2 separate regions of the Homo sapiens genome follow, and region 1 is linked to region 2. Evidence: read pairs that join two places in POLR2A ChIA-PET (ENCODE). Cell type or tissue: A673. All regions are shown on one strand. Links, peaks and the distances in the headings refer to the core of each region. The heading gives the core; the rest is flanking DNA. Region 1 holds the start of GRP (gastrin releasing peptide). Region 2 holds the start of LOC107985156 (a long non-coding RNA gene).

Region 1 (2,910 bases), core at 291-2,790, 180 kb before region 2:
ACACATGCATGAAAATACTCTTCAGATCCAAGAGTACTCAGTCATGCAATGTGAGTGTGTAATCACTTAAGAATATATTGAACACCAAGCACAGTGGCTCATGCCTGTAATCCCAGCACTTTGGGAGGCCACGGCTCACTTGAGGTCAGAAGTTCAAGACCAGCCTGGCCAACATGGTGAAAACTCATCTCTACTAAAAATACAAAATTAGCCAGACGTGGTGGTGCATGCCTGTGATGTCAGCTACTCCACAGGCGGAGACAGGAGAATCACTTGAGCCGGGAAGGCAGAGGTTGCAGTGAGCCCAGATTACGCCATTGCACTCCAGTCTGGGTGACAGAGCAAGACTCTGTCTCAAAAAAAAAAAAAAAAAAAAAAGAAGAAGAAGAATGTATTGAATCAGCAGATACTCAGACACAAGTGTATGTTTTCAACTTTATCAATATCAATATATCAATATCAACACCATGTTGACATGGAACACTAAAGACCCAACAGGGAGGCAATTAACAAGCATTTGAGGAGGAATAGACCTCACCTATTCCAACCACACGGCCAACTCTGGCAGCCAAAACGTGGGCAACAGCATCCTACCAGCTTCTATTTATTGTTGCATTGCTATGGTGCTGATCCCCTTTGTATCCATGGTATTTAGAACCTCGGGGATTGGGCTGGTGACCATTCTTTAGATCTGAGAACAGAAGGAGCAGAGGAACGTTGAGCAACTCTAGAGGGGTGTGTATGTGGCAGTTTAGGGACAGTTTGAGCTTTCAGGTAGAGGCAGCCTAGGGAAACTGGCATAAAGCAGTTTCTTTCTCTATTCCATGGAAGTTGCATGCTTGTGAAAAGGGCCAGCTATCTTCTGTCTTGCCATACAAGTGGGCAGAGCTGCCTGGGAATACCAGGTGGGTTAAGGATACTGCCCTTAACCTTAAGGTGGAGGGCAGCAGAGGGGGAGAGAGAGACAGAGAGAGAGAGAGATTGGGGAGGAGGGGAGAGAGAGAGGGATGGGAAGGGGAGGAGAAGAGAGAAGGGGAGTGGAGGGGAGGGGAGGGTATGGGAGTGGAGAGGAGGGGAAGGGAGGGGAGAGGAGGGGAGAGGAGGGGAAGGGAGGGGAGAGGAGGGGAGAGGAGGGGAGAGGAGGGGAGGAGATCTGCAAGAAAGAGGCAAGGTCCAGAAAAAGAGAGAGAGATCTGCAAGGAGGCAAGGTTCCAAAATCTATGGGCTGGGACAGCAAAGATGTGGCCTACGAAGAGAAAGGTCTGGAGAATCAGAAGGCCTTCAAATGGTGGTTCCAAATCCCTCCAGCAAAGCCCATCCATCTTTAGAGCTCACCCGTCTCCAGCTACACCCCCCACCCCTCCCGGCCCAGATCAGGCAGCGGGGTCGCCCTCTCCAGGACTCTCAAGGCAGCTAAGGCTGGAGGCGCCGGCGAGCCTGGAGAGGGAGGAGTTCACTAAATTGTGTTGGATGGAAGGCGTCGAGGACCGGAGGAATTAATCCGATGTGGGGAAGGCGGACGGGGCTACGAGGAAAAAAGAGGGGGCAATGTACACTCAGCCTTTTCATCACTCGGCGGGGAGATGGATGGTTTTCCGGACCGGGCGTCCCAGCGCCCCGGTTAGCTATAGGGAGACGTCAGAGCGCTCTGGTCCGCGATAGAAGAGCCCCCCAGCCCCCCCGCCCGGGCTTCCATATAAAGTAGGGGCCCTAGTGGAGGCCGCAGCAGTAGCACCAGCGGCTGCGGCGGCGGAGCTCCTCCGAGGTCCGGGTCACCAGTCTCTGCTCTTCCCAGCCTCTCCGGCGCGCTCCAAGGGCTTCCCGTCGGGACCATGCGCGGCCGTGAGCTCCCGCTGGTCCTGCTGGCGCTGGTCCTCTGCCTGGCGCCCCGGGGGCGAGCGGTCCCGCTGCCTGCGGGCGGAGGGACCGTGCTGACCAAGATGTACCCGCGCGGCAACCACTGGGCGGTGGGTGAGTGTCCTGGCCGCGGGAGCCGCGCGCTTGTCCTCCTCTGGATCAGCCAGCCGGAGGGGACCTGTCTCCCCATTTCTTTGCGTTTCCCTGGCCCAGCTTTGGGAGCTGGGTTTGTTGTGACCTTTCTATCGGCAAACACCTTCCCCGTTCTCCTAAAACTCCACCCCACCTTTCCCCATTCTAGGGAGCCCATGAGTCCCTAGTCAGCCGCAGGCTGGTCCGCTGATCCTTTCCCGCTCGCTTCCAGCCTGTCTTCCCCAGGGCACCCGAGCTCCCAACAGCCAACCCCGGTGCAGATCACCTTCCCTCTGCGCCCATCCTACATCTCCTTTTGTCCGCCTAGTCTCAACCTGTCTGGCACGGTACTCTCCTAGAATAATCTTGGGGAGCGTTGTCCCTTGAAAGCATCTCAGAACCCTGGTCCAGCTCGGTGGCCTCAACAGCGACTGGCATGGGCTGAAATCTAAGCTGCGCCTATGCTCCCCGCAAAGCCACAGGTGTGGGGACCTAGGGTGCAGCGCTCCCGCCCCGGGTTTCACATCTGTTCAGTGCGCAGTGCCCTGAATCCCGCCTGTCTGTGACTCTCTGGAGTTTCCTCAGTCCTTCTCTTCGCTTTGCAGCGATATTCTTTTCCCTGCCCTTTTGCCCTCCCTCTTTCCAGCCAGCAGGCTCTGAGCTTGGGGAATCTCGCCTGCTCTCCAAGCTCATCCCGATCTCTCTGCCCCTCTGAGCTCCGCTCTTTCTCCGCCCTTCTTGACCCACGACTTCGCCCTTTCCCCTCGCTCCTTTCCCATTCCCTCTGCAACAGGTCCTGCTCTCTAGGCACCGGCTTGGAGGCTCCCTCGCCATGGCCCCTAGAACCCAGGCGGAGAGGACGGCCGCGCTGCGGGTGCGGAGGGCGCCTGCGGGTGGGGTCAGGATTCCGCCCTGCGCGCA
Region 2 (2,910 bases), core at 178-2,677:
AGGGCAGAGTCGCCCTAGTGATAGGTCTTTACTTTATGGTTATCAAATCTGGCATCGGTTACATAATTACACTAATAAGGTCTTGATTTTGGCAGTTGGAAAGGTCTTGGGTAATCACCTGGAGAACCTAAGAGTTCTGGAAGGCAGGTACAGGTCCTCTTCATGCCCTGCGGCCCTATCTGGCCCTCCATACCAATGGTTTTCAAGAGCGGCCATATTTGCTTCCAGAGTTTTTTTTAGGAAGCGTGTGTGTCTGTGTGTGTAGGAAGGGTGGCTATTACAACTATTAGGGAGCCTAGAACCTACCTATGTTTTGCATATAAATGCAACTTATTTTTATGGCATTTATCTATAATAATTGTATGTAAAATAAAGAAAGATTATACTTACATTTGGTTGGAATTTTACTGAGTCATTCAATGCAGCGCATGGTACCTGAGTCACCAACACTTAATTTGGATTTGTGGCCATGATATTTAGGATAATGCTGTGAACAGACATAAGCATCAGACTATTTATGCCTTCCAACATAGTTGTGTCTGCATATTCACACATGGAAATACATATTAATTCAGTATAATGACTTTGCTTTCATTTATTCTTTATATTACTGCAAGGACATTAGAGGGATTAAATATGTGCATAGACAAGTTGTAGTATCTGCGCATCTCATTGTAGGATACTAGAGGGGAGAGTTACACAGTATTTGTTATGAAAGGGGGGCATTAGGTCTGATAAGGTTGAGAAGTGCTGTTCAAATGCAACTTGCAGCCCCCAGCCATTCTGCTGCTGGAATTACATGGAAATGTATTGTTTTGGAATATTACCTCTGTGGGCTCTGCCCTGGCAAGCTGTAGTCACTGCCCCTGTGCTTGACATTCTGCAGCTGTAACACAGGTATCCTGACCCAAGCCCTTCACTTGTTTGTCGTTGGTCCAGTGCTAACGCAGCTTCTTGGAGGAGGAAACCCTGGAAAGTTAGGTGCAGGATTAAAGCTCATATAATTCTAATGGTGTTACGGAAAGGTGGTCGTCTATAAGAAGCTGCCTCTGAATATCCTATTCCAGTCTTGTATCCAACCTAGGACATCAACTTTCCTTCACTCAAACAGACCAAAAAATGGAGAGCCAACACATTCTGTTTCCAAAAGCTAAGAAAAACTTCATTAAACCGAGGTAATTAACAAAATCTCCCTTACGGACAGAATATTAATTTGATAAGAGCTTGGCCCCGAAAGAAGTACCTCTGAAGCATGCCCAAGAGCCTGCAGGAGAGCAGCAAACACCTGCCTTCACTGTCCTTCCACAAGGAAACGACACACTTTGCATCCATGAGAGCCCCCAAGCGGTTCGGTGTTGAAGCCAAATCTCAGTCTGTGTTGTGACACTGCCATTGCTGCCGCCTGCAGTACCACTGCCGCATCTGACTCACATTCTAGAAGGAAGGTAGGTTTGTCCCAATGAATGCAGCTTGGGGCAGCTGCCTTGTGGAGAGGTGACTGAGGCCGCTGTGCTGAGGCTCCCTGGGCGATTCAACTACACCATCTGCCGTGTCAGCTTGGAACTGCAGGAGACGCTAGAGGGGAAGACGGAGAAAGGAAGGGAAACAAAGATTGATATGACCATATGGTCTGCATATTGAGCTTGCTGTCTTTTACATTTGTGACTTAGAGGAACCTGTATCAAGAAAATGTCATTATTCTTATTCCACGGTTGAGGAGACTGAGACTCAGAGAGGTGAATTAACTTTCCACAAGTTCACGCAGCTATGAGGCATGCTTGACTTTTGCAAGGCCTCCTAACTCCAGTAGGGGAAAGGAACGTTGCTGATCAGGCACTATGTTAAATAATTTCACTTTTAATGTCTTATCTAGTATACCAAGGCTTTGAAGTAGGAGCTTTCCTGATTTTCAGAAATGCAGAACCTGAAACTTACAGACATTAGGTAATTTATCCGGGCTCCAAAGTCGCGAAATTAACAGAGTTCTCTCTGGTTCCAAAACTTATGACCCTCAGAAATGTAGAGTTGAAGGTGGACAAATAGAGACAGAATAATATTACACCTATAAATAAAGACCACTGCCCTATATTAATTTTGGATTTACTGCCACTCTTAGCACTTTCCAATGAGCAGATTTATTTAGCTTTACATAGCACATAAAGATGAGAAAAGATGTATGTAAGTAGAATCTTGGTAAACTGGACACTTCGTAAGGGACCTAGGAAGCTCATGATTGGAATAGAGTCTACTGGAAATTGAATGGTTGCAGAAAAGAATGAATCTAAAGGCTTTTCTGTAAAAAAAGTTTTCATATTTTGCTTGCAATTAAAAATAAATTTCACGTTTTCCTTATATGAATAAAAAATTACAGATAAGAATAAAGTCATTTCCCCCACTTTCCCAACACTCCCCTCCTCCACACTATCCAACTACACTCCCCAGAAGTAATATCTGTCTAGATTTTTTCTACATACTTGCTTTCCTATCTTGAAAATATATGTTATTGTATTATCAGTATCTTTACATAAATAATACAAAATCTTCAAATTGCTTTCTCTCCCCACGACCCCATTTAAAAATATGATTTAGAGCTCTTTCCATGTCAGAACATAAAGATCAGCTTTATTATTTTAAAAAGTATTTTATAGAATGAATACATTACAGTTTATACAATTGATTTCCTATTAATGAACATTTGCTTTGTTTCCAGGGTTTTTTTTTTTTGCTATTATAAACAATGCTGCATTGAACATCTTTGTGCATGCCTCATAGTACACACATATAAGATTCTTTTTTTTTTTTTTTTTAATTATACTTTAAGTTTTAGGGTACATGTGCACATTGTGCAGGTTAGTTACATATGTATACATGTGCCACGCTGGTGCGCTGCACCCACTAACGTGTCATCTA

What was found. ChIA-PET counts read pairs that join two places held together with the same protein. Peaks named below come from ENCODE experiments on the same cell type or tissue, not always from the same donor. Only the 100,000 strongest peaks of a DNase experiment are listed, where the experiment ranks them.
Region 1: POLR2A ChIA-PET joins it to region 2 with 12 read pairs; 2 of 35 experiments call an interaction of 5 or more read pairs at or near these places.

The regions. Positions count from the first base shown.
Region 1 is chr18:59,218,434-59,221,343 of GRCh38, forward strand. GRP (gastrin releasing peptide) reads left to right here and starts at 1,725. Exons shown (of 3, transcript NM_002091.5): 1 at 1,725-1,971. The coding sequence starts at 1,833. RefSeq lists an enhancer at 945-1,559. In A673, for the core only: CTCF peaks have their summits at 1,688 and 1,899; a DNase peak (open chromatin) is centred at 1,598; H3K4me3 peaks cover 1,466 bases; H3K27ac peaks cover 1,562 bases.
Region 2 is chr18:59,401,145-59,404,054 of GRCh38, forward strand. It overlaps LOC107985156 (a long non-coding RNA gene), which reads right to left and starts at 2,206. Exons shown (of 9, transcript XR_001753470.1): 1 at 1,244-2,206; 2 at 828-969; 3 at 391-487. In A673, for the core only: a CTCF peak has its summit at 1,534; a DNase peak (open chromatin) is centred at 1,457.